3 separate regions of the Mus musculus genome follow, and regions 2 and 3 are each linked to region 1. A link is a loop called in an ENCODE intact Hi-C map of the cell type or tissue named here. Cell type or tissue: heart. All regions are shown on one strand. Region 1 has its middle 240 kb from the start of Gm41479. Region 2 has its middle 130 kb from the start of Ncam2. Region 3 has its middle 25 kb from the start of Ncam2.

Region 1 (5,000 bases):
TCACCTCAAAAGTAATGGGATCGATCAGCTGTCCATGGACTGAAACTTTTGAGATCATGTGCTGCCAAAAAAAAAAATGTATTCTTTATTTATCTTAGGCATTTTGTTGTATGCAAACCAAATTGCAAAGTTATTATTCATGTGAAAATAATGTGGAGTTGAAAACAAGTCTTAAGTATCATTTATCATTGGGTTTTTTTATTAGATATTTTCTTTATTTACATTTCAAATTTTATCCCCTTTCCTCATTTACCCTAAGAACCCCCCCTACCCATTACTTCCTCCATTCCCCTGCTCACTACCCCACCCACTCCCACTACTCTGTCCTGGCATTCCCCTACACTGGGACCCTTCACAAGGCCAAGGGCCTTTCCTCTCATTGATGTCCAATAAGGCCATCCTCCGCGACATATGCGGCTAGAGTCTTGAGTCCCTCCATGTGTTTTCTTTGGTTGGTGGTTTAGTCCCTGGGAGCTCTGGGGGTACTGGTTAGTTCATATTGTTGTTCCTCCTATGGTGCTGCAAACCCCTTCAGCTCCTTGGGTCCTTTCTCTAGCTCTTCCACTGGGGACCCCATGCTCAGTCCAATGGATGGCTGTCAGAATCCACTTCTGTATTAGCCAGGCATTGGCAGAGCCTCTGAAGACACAGCTATATCAGGCTCCTGTCAGTAAGCACTTGTTGGCATCCACAATAGTGTCTGGGTTTGGTGACTGTATATGGAATGGATCACCAGGTGGGGCAGTCACTGGATAGCCTTTCCTTCAATTTATTCTCCAAACTTTTTCTCTGTATCTCCTCCTATGGGTATTTTGATCCCCCTTCTAAGAAGGACAAAAGTATCCACACTTTGGTCTTCCTTCTTCTTGAGCTTCATGTGGTCTGCAAATAGTATCTTGGGTATTCCGAACTTTTGGACTAATATCCACTTATCATAAGTGAATACCATGTGTGTTCTTTTATGATTGGGTTATCTCACTCAGGATGATATTTTCTAGTTCCATACATTTGCCTAAGAACTTCATGAATTCATCGTTGAGAGAATCTTATGTTGTATGGTATGTTTCCTTATTTATAGAATGGGAATTTTTGGTGTATTTATAAATATGTAAATTTTTCTCTAAACCTCATGGCTATAAATAATAACTATCAAACAATGTGTATTATGTCTCAAAAAAAGATAAAAAGAGATAATGACTCCCTCCCCGCTGTGTGTGTGTGTCTGTGTGCAAAGTAAAATATATATTGCTCAATATTAAGTTTGCAATATCGGTGTTCTTCAGTGGCACAGCATGCTATTTTTATGTGAGGTTTTTGTCTTATTTTTCTATGTCATTCTAGTTTTCTCCATCATTTATTTACTATGGTTGCTCATTATCACTGCAGACCTGAATAAATTGGTAAGTATTTATCAAACTCAGAGTGAACACCTTAGTATCAAAGTTTTCAAAACAATAAAACAACAACAACAAGAAAAACCCTACAGAATCCCACAAATTGACAGTTTAAAATTCTGCCATTTAAAAATTCTGCTTTAGGTGAAGGGAGAGAACTGAGTGGGAGAGAGACTAGGAAAGGGAATCAGGATCAGGTGTGGTGAGGGATAGGAGAGATGGTCAGATGGGCATGAAAATGAATGGAAATCTGAAACTTATAGGAGTGGGGAGGTGGGATATCTCCAAGACAGAACAGAGACCTGGGATGAGGGGATTCCCAAGAATTAAAGGGGGTAACCTTAGTTGGGACACCAACATACCCACAGAACCTTCTAAGAAATAAAGACAGAAACAGAGACCTAGGAAATGACCAACAAATAACTGGCTCTACTTGAGACACATCTCATGAGCAAGCACCAATTCCTGACACTATTAATGATACTCTATTATGCTTGTAGACAGGAGTCTAGCATGGCTGTCCTATGAGAAGCTCCACCCAGCAGCTGACTCAGATGCAGACACCATAACCAAACAGTAGATGGAGCTTGGGGACTCATGGAAGAGGAAGGGGAAGAATTGCCAGCCAGAAGAGGATAGAAACCCACAGGAAGATTATCAGAGTCAACTAACATGGAATCTCAGAGACTGAACTTCAACAAAAGAGTATTATACATGGGCTGAATCGATGCCTCCCCACACATATGTAACAGATGTGCAGCTTGTCTGTCATGGGGTTCTTAAATGACTATCCTAAAAGCTATTTTCTCTCCATGGGATATATATCTGTCTAGCAGGGCTGCCTTGTCTGGCCTCAGTAGGAGAGGATGCTCCTAGAACCACAGAGATTTGATGTGCAGTGTGGCAGTGTGTGTGTGTGTGTGTGTGTGTGTGTGTGTGTGTGTGTGTGTGTGTGAGAGAGAGAGAGAGAGAGAGAGAGAGAGAGAGAGAGTGTATCTGTGTGTCTATGTATGTATGTATGTGTGTGTACCCTCTCAGAGGAGAATCAGAGGAGAAGAGGAAGGGAGAGAGAGAGGATTATGGGAGGGTGTGATTGAGATGGGCAGTGAGCAGGATGTAAGTCAAATAAGTAAATAAGAAAATAAGAAAATAAAAATTCCGCCCCACTCGAATTCCCAGGACACAAGCAAAATGCAGTCACATATTTTGGTAGAATAAAAGTGAATGGCTGATAGCCCTGCTGCAGATAGAGTTATTGCTGTCTTCTAAATATTCACAGAAATATCCTGTTCAGCCCTCCAGAACTTTGGAGGACTAGATGTTCTCCTTCTCGTCCCACACCTAATAGCAAACCAGTTCCAAAGTCTAAGAATCACGTGATCAGGTATAACAATGGCTCAACATTTTGGTATATATTCCTATGTTGCTTGCTTCCATTATTACTAAGAAAAACTATATAACAAATAGCATGTAAGGAAGGCATGGTTTATTTTTGGGCACAGTGTTAGGGCATTGGTGTAGAAGGCTCTGCTTAAAGAAAGAAGTGGACAAACCAGGATTGTCAATCACAAGAATCTATTCTTCAACAGAAAGAAATGGAAATGAAAGCCCCCTAGTCATCTGGAATGCCAGAGTGAAAGTGCCAATCAAGCTGGTGATTCTTTGCTATTCTTTGAAGAGCCAGATTGCACCTGGATCTTCCAAAACCATAGTTTAGGTCCCGACATTTCAGTGAATGCATGCAATGACCATGCCTATTAAAGAGGCACCATCTACTCCCCATCCTCCAACAATAGGATCTGTTCTTAGGCTTATCTTTGATCCTTCTCTGAGCTCTACCTCTGAGTACTGTTTAACATCCATAGAATTCATTCTCATTGTTAACGTCAGAGGTCACAAGTTCTTTTATGTATAAAGCTCTAGGTGGAGAAGCAGATGCTAGGATTGACTAGTCTTAACTTCAGAGCAGGGGGTTTCAACATCAGTTGCTTGTTAAACTTTGTCTTTAAGAATGAAACGAGGACATTTTCTTGGAATGCTTAACAGGCCAGTTTCTGGAACAGTCAATTTCCCAGCCGATTATTTTTCTTTATGATCACATGGCTACATTTTAGTTGGGTATGTCAAGAGGACTCTTATTTTCATTTTGAAATGTTGACTGTAAAGAAGTTTTATTTTCCTGTGACAGTATATAATTTGTTCATTAATACCCAAGGTTGTTAATAATGGAGACAGGCTTTGAGATGAAGATATAGGGAATGTATCTAGATAATATCCAATTGCTTTAATCATATACATTATATTATATAACCATGGATAACTACTATGCATAGTTTTATGAGAAATGAGCAATAAAATATTCACACTAATCTGTGTAACTCTATGATACAATTTCTGCAAGTTAGGCATTTTATGTACTTCATTTTAGAATATTGAAGCGTAAAACTGAAGCACAGTGAAAGTCACAAAGTGTTCTAAGAATAGGCAGCATATGAAGAACTAACATGTATTTCTTGGTGTGTATAAGCCTAAAATTCAGACAGTCTCAAGTATACAATTCTGTGTTTTGGGGCACAAGTTTGATACCTATGAATGTGAAGTTGATGAAATAATTATTTTCAGTACAAGTAAAAACTCACCTTAGTTAGAATAGTGTGACAATATATTTCTATGTCCATGTTAAACTGTGACAGGTTAGTTGAAAATAGTACCCCCCCTCCCCGTAGCTCGTATGTAGAAGCATATATACTCGTGTCTCTAGCTGCATATGTATCAGAAGATGGCCTAGTTGGCCATCACTGGAAAGAGAGGCCCATTGGACTTGCAAACTTTATATGCCTCAGTATAGGGGAATGCCAGGGCCAAAAAGTGGGAGTGAGTGAGTAGAGGAGTGGGGTGGGAGGGTATGGGGGACTTTTGGGATAGCACTGGAAATGTAAATGAAGAAAATACCTAATAAAAAAGAAAAAAATGTATCTTATTAGGTTTACTGTGATCAGTTTCTCTCTGTATATGATCACAGCGCTGAAATCAGGACACACTGCACTGAAATTCTGGAAGTCGTTTGCATCTCCACATTTCTTTTTCCAGATATCATATAGAACTTGTGCTATAGATCTTAGAAATATGATTCATACAATTTAAAACAAATTTAACTAGTGAAATATTTTGTTGGGCTCAAATAAAAATTAAACCCTGTGGGCAGGAAATTCTACTTTCTCTCAGATATATATGATCAAAATGTAATATCGTCTAGTTAGAGTAAAATACCCCAAAACAAAGAATTAGCTTATAACAGCTTCTAAAACAGAGACAGGATCCTCAAGGTGACTTTATCTTTGCAACGTTTTTAATTATTTTACTGAGATCTCAACGTTTACCCACATTGATTCTCTTACCCTAATCTAATTTTCAAACATACACACACACACACACACACACACACACACACACACACACACATATCGTGGTTGCTCTTGGCCAAAGCAAATTCAAATGTCTTGCCTAATGCTGTCATATCTTTAGGTTTATTTCAATGCTCCATAACTTGTAGGGAATAATTTAAAGCCTAAATTTAACTTCTTAATGTTTTTTGGTTCAATAAAT
Region 2 (5,000 bases), 530 kb after region 1:
AAGTGTATAGGGTTGCATCACAAAATATTTAAAGTTTAACATTTTAATATATATGTAGTGAAAGTTCAGAGGTAAAAATACCTATAATAAACCAAACACTTGTCTACTGGGATGCAGAACTTCTATAAAGTATGCTTTACAAATTAATGACTAACCCAATGGAGGAGTTAAGGGAAGGACCGAAGGAGCTGAAGGTGTTTGCAAACCCATAGGAAGAACAGCAATATCAACTAACTGGACTGCCCAGAGCTCCCAGTGTCTAAACTACCAACCAAAGAGTACACATGGAGAGACCCATGGCTCCAGCTGCATATGTAGCAGAGAATGGCCTTATCTGGCATCAGTGGGAGAAGAGTCTCTTGGTCCTGTGAAGGCTTGATGCCCCAGTGTAGTCGAATGCTAGGGCAGTAAGGCAGGGCTGGGTGGGAAGCAGGGGTGACATGGGACTGGATAGGGGGTTTACAGATGGGAAACCAATCGGGGAGGATGACATTTGAAATGTAAAGAAATAAAATTACCAATAAAAAAGGGAAGAAACAAAAAATAAACAAAAATAATTAATAACAAATTTTCTGTACTCTCTCTAATGAATTTCTTTCATTAAAAATATACGAGGTAAATTCTTCTCCAGTAAATATTAGTAACAATTTCTGAAACTGACTTGTCTTATAATAAAAATCTCAAAGATAATTTACTTAAACTTTTTGTTATTTACAAATGAAATTAATAACTTTATGTGCTACATTATTAAAAGTATAGTATTTATTATAGAAATAAGCTTTTTCTATTTCATTTATATTATTTTTAGATAGTACTCTTAGCTTGTTAAAGCAGCTCTAAGCTATAGAACCAGCTACAAGTTTTATTTATAAAATACATATTTTGAAATAAATATTTTCACAAATGGTAAACTTCAAAAGTGATCATTCTCATATATTAATAATCCCCTTTTTCATTTATATATAATATAATATATAATATGTGATATATGACATATAACATAGAGTGTGTATAGTATGATATATGGTATGGAATATAAGATCTATAAGATACATTGTATATAAATATTCCTAAATATTCCATATGGTTTTGAATATTATATGTAAATATTATATATTTGTGGGAGTGGTAACACATGTGCCACAGATCATATAAGGATAAATTTCAGAAGTCAATTTCCTCATTCTACCACATGTATCTCAGAAATTCAAAATCAAGTAATCAGGCTTGATGATATTTGATATCAATTAAATGATAGGGCATTTAATTGATCCTATGTTCGCTAAACATAACACACATATGTTATATGCCATACAGTAATTTTATACTTATAACTATTTTATAGCTATTTTTTATTTTTTTCAGATTATTTTTTTAATTATTGAAAGTATTCATCATGAAACAAAATTTGATTTTGTATTTAAATAAGTGGTTAATGAAAGTCATTATACTTTAAATTTCTCTACATATTTAAAGGGATCTCCGATTCATCTGGATATAATGTTTATTTATCATTATTCTTAGAGTGAATGCTCATCTAAGATGTAAACACATTTTGACTTCAACACCTTATGCATTTTAAGTATTTTTCTGCATAATGGGATATGATTCTTTGGACCTAATCTACAAAGAAATTCTGATTATGCTACTGACCCCATGAGTATTCTTATTATAAATATTCAACCATCAGTTAATTACATCTCTCTCTTAGTGAGTAAAGTTTTGCAGTTCAGAGACATCATCTATATTGTTTAGTTGTATTCACTTCATAATTTTCCAATGATCATTACTTATTGAAGAAATATTACATTTGTATGGTCCAAGCATTCCCCTAGTTTACTGCTTCCATGTGAGGTAGTATGGGTTTAAAGGAAGAGTTTTCATTTTCAGTGAACTCTCATTTAATACTTGCTCTCACTGGGTGCACACTGAGTCAATTAAGTATTTGTCTTCCATATATTTCAAAGAGTTTTGAAGATAGAAAAACAAATGTACATTCATATCACATTAAGAAGCATTTTATCAACAGCAATCTACAATTCAATGAAAATTATCACAATGCAGATTCATAACGTATGTGCCAATGATCCTCAACCTCAAAAAGAATGGAAAGAAGAATGTTCCTAAATAATAGCTATCACACTTCTCCCAGAACTGCTAAGGTTTTACCCTTTTCAAAAATTTTGTCCTATGATGTTTAGTGTGTTTAATCTTCTTAATATATGGTTGGATTCATATAAAATTCCCTGTCTCTTAACATAACATATAGTGACAACAAATGCTACTAGTTAAGGGAATAAAAGCTAACTCTCATATTAATAAACAGATATATTTGAAGAAAGATGTTAACATTTTTGAACAAAATGGTTTTCAGTGTTATAGAAAGTGAATGACTCAACTACCTTGAATTTGTTCTGCACTACAGTACAGAAATATAATTCCACCAAAACTTTCTAATTAGTATCATTATTTACATTTAGTAATTAAGTTCCATCTGTCCATTTTGCTTTTATTATTGGTAACTAAGCTATTGAAATCAATGATCCATTGATACAATTTTCCTTGCTTGTATATCTCTATAACTGCTCGCTATTTGGGCAGATGCATTTTCTGCCGAGAACACTTTCATTGGCCCCTCAACTGTAAAGTTCTTCTCAACATGTCAGTCAAGTTTTCCATTGGAAGATATCACTGCCTCCACCAAACCTGGGTCTGAACCCATTCTTTTTGCGCCCTCTAGTGCTCATGTCCAAATTTACCTTAATTGATTAATAACATTTCTATTCTGATAATGCCTTAATAACCTATTGGCAGTTTGAGAACAAGGCAGCTCTTCCAGTTCCAACTCATAAAGCTAAAAGTGAATTCCTCTTAGAATGTTTCAAGAACATGTCATCTTTAAAACGAAGTCATGAGAAAAAGAATCTCTCAAAGTTAAATAATGTATATGTGAACATTTGCATTACTGCTAGTAAGAATGATAGTCTCATTATTTTAAAGTACATGATTATGTGTCTAGTATGGCTGTGTTTTTAATATCTGATATTGGACTCGGCAAAAACTAGTGGACTAGATAAATGAAAGTTAATTTCTGTTTGTTGAGCCAGTTTTGGTGTTTAGCTTCACTGGTGATTATGAATCCCACTAGCATTTAACTTGCTGTGTTTAGAGCATTTCCTAACTTTGAAGAAAAGTCAGAAACTCAGTATCAAGACTGACAATATCTTATATTCACTCTGTGAGCTTTCTCAGATGTTGCAGAATATTTTCCTACAGATTTCTCAAATTTCTTTTATCTCTGAAGAGTCTCAACAAAATCATGTTTAGTCCACTTTAGATTTTTGAGGATATTACAGTACAATAAAATAAAATTTTTCCTTTGTATAAAATATATTTATTTACACCCCTGTGTGATAGATATAAGAAATTCTTTTGTTTGATTATTGAGATATTTGAGTGCAGCCTACAATAACTGCAACATTTTTATTTTTGTTTCGAGGGACAGGTCATAAGCAGGTCCAAATGTAATTTTCTATCTGTGAAGTTGCTTTCCTGTAGTATACTCTAATGCTGTGACAGCTAACATCTGGTTCTTACCATGTTGTCTGTGTGTATCAGTGGTGCAGGCAATTAAAACAAGAGGTGTAAATGTTTTTCCCCCTTGTATAAGAGGTCATTTGTAGTGTGTTAATGTACTAAAGATATGTATTCCATACAGTGACTGCTATCGTGACAGCTCAGGAAGGTATTCAAAGCAACACATAGTTTCTTTTTCTCTGGCTAGCTAATTTATAAATTTGCAAGCAGGATAAAATTCAATTCCTTTGTTGCTTTCTATTAAACACTTTATGGTTGGAATACGATCACGTGACATTTACTTCTAGAATTGGCAACATCTGCTTGGATTTTTCAACTTGAAATATTGACCTAAAAGTATAGGCATCAGGTTGAAATTATAATGTGGGAGATAGCTATTTATCAATACTAATGTTTTGGGTGAAAGCTGCCAAAACTGCATTCCTTTGGGTCCTGAGTTTCTGCTAAAATGTATGTTAACTCATGAGTGCTCACTCAGGTTCTCATCTCCGTAACACATAAGAATCACTTAACACATAACACATGACCTCCTACCTTTTTATTACATGAAAATAATTAAAATTTTTATTGCTCAAAGTGGACTCTACTGAATGCTATTAGTAATGGCATACATTGCTTCTTCCAGTCAGATACATTTCTGAAGAAAAGAAAAGAATGAGGAAAAACTTATCTCTCATTAAAAAAAAATTATCTACCATGTAGTATGTTTTGTAGTATCTACAAAGTAATACTATACTTAACAAACTGTCTACAGAACAGGAGGGAAATATGACAATATTCAGTTTGTATTATATTTTTAGTATTAACTTGTCACAATGATTAGAAACTGTATTACGTAACACAACAATAAATCATCCAGAGCTCTGTAACGTAAAACAGGCAACACTTAACTCACACAATTTTAATGGTTGGAGAAGACTGGCTTGGCCCTGGTGCACAGCTCTGCCTTAAATATCTTACAAGGTTACAGTGAAGACTTTAGGTATTGTTTCAGTCATTTGACAAAATGCAAGTGGCCGAAAGATCTGTCTGTATGTTGTATTGATTCCAGACATAATAAACTAAACTGGATGTTGGCATGATCCTCAGCTTCCCACCATATGGACCCATGCACAAGGGTGTCCATGCAAATGAAATACAGTTATTGGATTTTCCCCAAGAATGAGCCAATAGATGAATGTAATGTCAAGAATTTTTATGACCAAATCTTAATTTCCACAGTCTCACTCTGGCTCCATCATGTCCCTGGATTCTATGTTGCAATGAACTGAAGCAGGAGTTGCTTGGGTAGTGGTGATGTCTGAAAAAGCAATGATCAATGACTGTCTTATACTTCATATCTTCTAAGAAGGAAAGCAGAGATCACAAAAGCTCTGGAAAACATCCTGGTTAAACTTCAGCAA
Region 3 (5,000 bases), 640 kb after region 1:
TTCCCAGATGTGAATGCTGGGAAGGTACCTCTGGTTCTCTTAGTATACTCAACTACTAAGCCATACTTTTCCTCCTCCATGATTTGTATTCAAAGCATTAAGCTACTTGTCCTTAAGCACAACAAAATAGAACACATGAATATCTGATATTTTCTTAGGAAAATGTGATTAAATTTTGATTCATACAGTATATTTTTTACCATTATATCTTGAAACCCCAGTTTTTCACACACCACACCTTATCCCTACCCACCCAATTATAAATAACAATAAAGGGAACCAAAACCAAAACCAAGAGCAAACAACAACCAGTAAACAAACCAATGAACCAACCAACGAACCAACCAACCAATCAAGCAACCAATGAACCAAACAACCACCACCACCACCATCACCACCAGCAACAACAACAAACCCACTAAAAAGCATGGAATTCTATTTGTGTTGGCCAAATACCCCTCAGCATGAGGTCTGTCCTAGAGTGTAGTATATACATCAGATGTCACTACATTGGAAAAAACAACATATGTTTTCTTTTCCATCACACGGCTCCATTCATTGTTCAGAAATCTACATGGAAGAGGAGACAGAAGATGGTAAGGGCTAAGGATCAGATACTCTAAAGATACAGCATCATCTATACACAACAAGGATGGCAAACATACATACCCCTAGAGACTGAAGCATGTACATGACCTGTGTAAGTTTAAACTAGACAAAACCCCAACCCCTCGGAAAGGAATTGGGAAAAAACTCCCACCCTACCTCAAAGAAAATGTGATAATTTTCTTATACTTGTATTTGGATATCTAAAAAAAAATAGTTCTGAGAACACATATTTTATATATACTATCTTATAGTAAAACTGTATTTAGTATTATCTATGACATGAAAAAGTCAGTGCAGATAATTCAGTCATTATGAGCCGTTATTTTTACTGCATGTCTGGTCAAAGATAATAGCTTATACTTTAATGATGTCTTTGTGTGTGACAATGGCCTAATCAGCTTTAAGTGGCAGATAGTAGTGAAGTGAAAAATTCTTTAAAGTGTTGTGTTTTTAATATAATACGTACTATGTATAACTGGAATGATCATGTGATATATACATACATACAAATATATACTCTCCTCTCTCTCATATATATATATATATATATATATATATATATATATATATATTCCCTCAGCAGTTGTTTAAGGTGAAGGAAGAGAATGCCAATGAATCAAATAACGGATAAAGATGTATGAAACTCATCAGATTGCTAGAGGAAGTAATGTCAGTAAAAGGAGTTGTAGAAATGAAGGCAGTATTTTATCAATAAACAAATTAATGGAAGGAACACTGGTTAGGAAGGATTCAGCTAGAGGTATACATTATACAAAGCTGTGAATAAAGGCATAATTATTTCTGCAAATACACTGTTTAAAAATTAGCTGTGATTTATTTTTAAATGAAAATTTAACAATAGTAATTAACATTTGCATGATAACGTTGCAATGATTTTTCAAAAGGAATTATGACAACCTCTTGGCTTGATTGGTATAATAAATTGCTGAAAAAAGTCTTCCCCTCTTACAAAATAGAGATTTTTTTTTTACTATTAGAGAATATACCACAAAAATCTAAACAATAGCATTAAATATTTATGACAAATATAATATAATTTTTATAATCTTATGAATATAAAATATGCAATTCATAAGTAGTTTATGGTTCTATAAAAGGAAAGTTGTTTTTTGTATTCTTCAAAGGCACATGATAAGCATGATTAATATCTCACTAGCAAATTCAGACCAGATACAAGGTTTTCCTCGAGGAGGTCCTGCGGACTGGGCTTCTTTAGTGATATGTCTGCATCGTATGTGGTGGGGCTGGTGAAACTAAATGATTTCTATCATTTGCTGAAGACAAAGTTTTAAACTTCATTGGCTTATCTCCAGCTCATACTTTTATACCCATTTCTTTTCCAACGGAAACAACAATGGAACTGTGAAGAAAAAAAAAAAAAAACTGCAAAGTGACTCAGAAAAGATTTTCGCCATGTGTAAGATGCCAGTGCTGTCCAACCGTGGCAATGACTGTGGGTGTGTTCCTATCCAGAAGAGGGAGTTAGGATGTGAGTTCCAAGCACAAAGTCCACAAAATTGGACCGGACTCTGCATTCTCCCTCACACTCATTTTTCTCTCAAGATACGGTTGTAGAAATTGATCCTGTTTTATTGTTGTTAAGGAAACATTTAAAGTAGTTGATGGAATCCGCAGTAAATAAATAATAAATCCAAACTGAAGCTTTTCTTGAAACACCACTTACATTAGCACAGTCTGTGTGCTTTCTTACTTAGCATGCTTGATGATGTAACAGGGCTCCTGTGAACAAGGCTGGCGGCTTGGGCTCCCTCTGCTGTCTGACTAGTTTCATTTACAGCAGCTGAACTATCCCGAAGAAAGAAAGAAAAAAAAAATCAATGTCTAAAAAATTCAGCTGCTACAGTAAGAAGTACCAGAAACCAAGAATAGCTTATCTTTGCTTTGCCTTCTGAAAAAGACAGCATGAATTTTAAACGAGGAAATGGTGGGTTTTCCGGTAGATTTTGTAATACTAGAGAGATTTTTAATAGAACTGAGAACATAAGCAACTGTAATGAATGAATAGTTCCCAGTGATTTTTGCCATAAAAATATTTAAAATACTTAGGAATAGGATTGCATTTCTAAAACGTCACTACTTATATGTGTACTCAATAAAGTAGCAAAGTAGAATCTTTGCACGAGCTAGCAATTTTTTAAAGAATGAAACCTACACTACATTGAACACACCAATGTATTTGTAACTTACAGCAAGTGAAAATTTGATTTATAAGTAGAAAAGATGGAATAAGTAAAAGATAACAGATATCAGATGTTGAAGCCATTTAACCTCATAAAATTAAGTCAAATGACTTAGGGGAATGATCACAGAAAATGAAACTATAATTTATTTTGCATTATGTGCTTATATTTTACTTTCTTTTTTGACTAAATTTATTGGTAAATGTATTTATTTAAACCTACTTGGCTGTATTATTTTAAATTTTTGGGTTCTCCATTATAATAATAATTTTGTACTTTAAGCCATAGACATGAAATTTTATTTTATTCGATATACATATATTATTTTGCTCCTGGCAATAGAATATAAAACTTTGTTACTTCATTCCATTGTTCCAATAATACCTATGTATTTACTAAGAAACACTTAACTATATCTATTTGCTAGATGTACAGTGTTGAAGTCCTCCTGCTCTGTGCACATGTATGTAACTATTCATATACTTTATTTAGATGTAATTACAAAATATTCTCTCTCTACTCACCCAACTGAATTTTCAGACATTTTCCGGATCACTTTCAGTTTTTTTCTTGTTGTCTAATTATTCATGGTGGTACAGCCTGCCTTTAGGTGTGGCCCACCTGCAAGTAATCACATTAAATAAAACTGAATTTTTTCCTTTTATCAGCATCAAATGGCAATAGCAACTCAGCTACTGATGAGAATTTTGTCCCTTTCTTCTCCTTGCAATGATTAGATTTTTTTCTGGTTTGAGTTTGCACAAATCTTGTGTATGCTGGCAAAATGTCTAAGATTTTGTTTGTGATATAGCTCTGCTCTGTCCAGAAAACAAAACAAAGAAACAAAAAACTCTTTGCAGTTATCCATCACCTCTTGTATACAATGTATTCATGTATACTCTCTCATAGCTATCTGAGCTTTCAAGCGAAGGGTATGGTGCATATATCCCATTTAAGTATAAGAACTACACCACTCTTCTTCATTGCACATTGACCCTTTGAAGCTCTCTGTACTAATTACCATCTAGAGCAAGAAGACACTTTCCCCAAATGAGAGTGGAGCAATGCAGTGATCTCCAGTTATAGTAGTAAGTCATTAGAAGTCATTTAAATATTTTATTTATTAGCAAAATAATAGCATTTGGTTCTCCCCTAGACCTAGAACCTAACTAGTGCGTACTTGGCCCCATTACTACTGTTGGGTATGCATCTCATCTCATGGAGGGGGACTCAGATCCAATCAGAAGCGGTGTGTTTCCACAATGGGATATTGATATTCACAGTGGATAGTCAACTGTTTAAAAATCATTCTACGTAAAACATTCCACACAGGAAGACAGATGTCCCATATTTTCTCTCATGTACGGATGCTAGTTTTGAACCTTCAGATGCCTGTTTTTTTTTTTTTCACTTCATATACCCATAAAAGCCAACAACTCAGTAACCAGCATCCAAAGGGGAAGAGGAAGAGCACAGTGATATTAAAGGTTAAAGGAAACAATTGAACACGAAGGGGTAAGTGCTATTGGGCATGGGTTGTCAGGATAGAGAAAGAAATATGGAAAAGGATAATTAACACTAAAATGCTTTTGAAGTAAATATTATTAAATATATATGTGAGTTTGTGTATGTGTTTCTCTCTCTCTCTCTCTCTCTCTCTCTCTCTCTCTCTCTCTCTCTCTGTGTGTGTGTGTGTGTGTGTGTGTGTGTGTGTGTAAAGAGAGAGACAGACAGACAGAGAGACAGCAAGAGACTAAGAGAGAGACACACACAGAGAGAAGAGAGTTTTAATGGGGTTATCCTACAACCTACCATAACTACACATTTATGCTAGGCAGCAAAATCCTAAATTCTAGGATGAGTCACTTCATGAGTGGGCCTCAGATCCAATCAGATGTAGCGTATTTACACAATGGCATATTGTGTATCCATAGTGGATATTCAACTGTTCTGGGTCTCATAAAGTATGAAGCACTGCAAATTATTGCAATACTTTTGATGACCATTCAGTTCTTGAGTAAAACAACCTAAGTACTGAAGGCACCCCTGAAATAAGAATACAGAGAAATCTGGATGACACTCACATAAATACTGCATTTCTACAGAGTAGCTTTCATAATGCTCCAATGATCTGTCAAGCCACTGGAGGAGAAACATTATCATTAGTCT

What was found. A loop is a pair of places that touch in the nucleus more often than their neighbours do. Peaks named below come from ENCODE experiments on the same cell type or tissue, not always from the same donor. Only the 100,000 strongest peaks of a DNase experiment are listed, where the experiment ranks them.
Region 2: it touches region 1 in a loop (7-fold over the local background); 3 of 42 quality-filtered maps call a loop at or near these places.
Region 3: a loop joins it to region 1, with 13 times the contacts of the local background. A loop is called at or near these places in 3 of 42 quality-filtered maps.

The regions. Positions count from the first base shown.
Region 1 is chr16:80,536,277-80,541,276 of GRCm38, forward strand. No RefSeq gene overlaps it. Among named protein-coding and RNA genes, the nearest start is that of Gm41479, 240 kb to the left of the region's middle. In heart, a CTCF peak has its summit at 1,965; no DNase peak of the experiment used is centred here.
Region 2 is chr16:81,065,809-81,070,808 of GRCm38, forward strand. No RefSeq gene overlaps it. Among named protein-coding and RNA genes, the nearest start is that of Ncam2, 130 kb to the right of the region's middle. In heart, a CTCF peak has its summit at 2,735 (motif pointing left); no DNase peak of the experiment used is centred here.
Region 3 is chr16:81,173,390-81,178,389 of GRCm38, forward strand. No RefSeq gene overlaps it. Among named protein-coding and RNA genes, the nearest start is that of Ncam2, 25 kb to the right of the region's middle. In heart, a CTCF peak has its summit at 2,419 (motif pointing left); no DNase peak of the experiment used is centred here.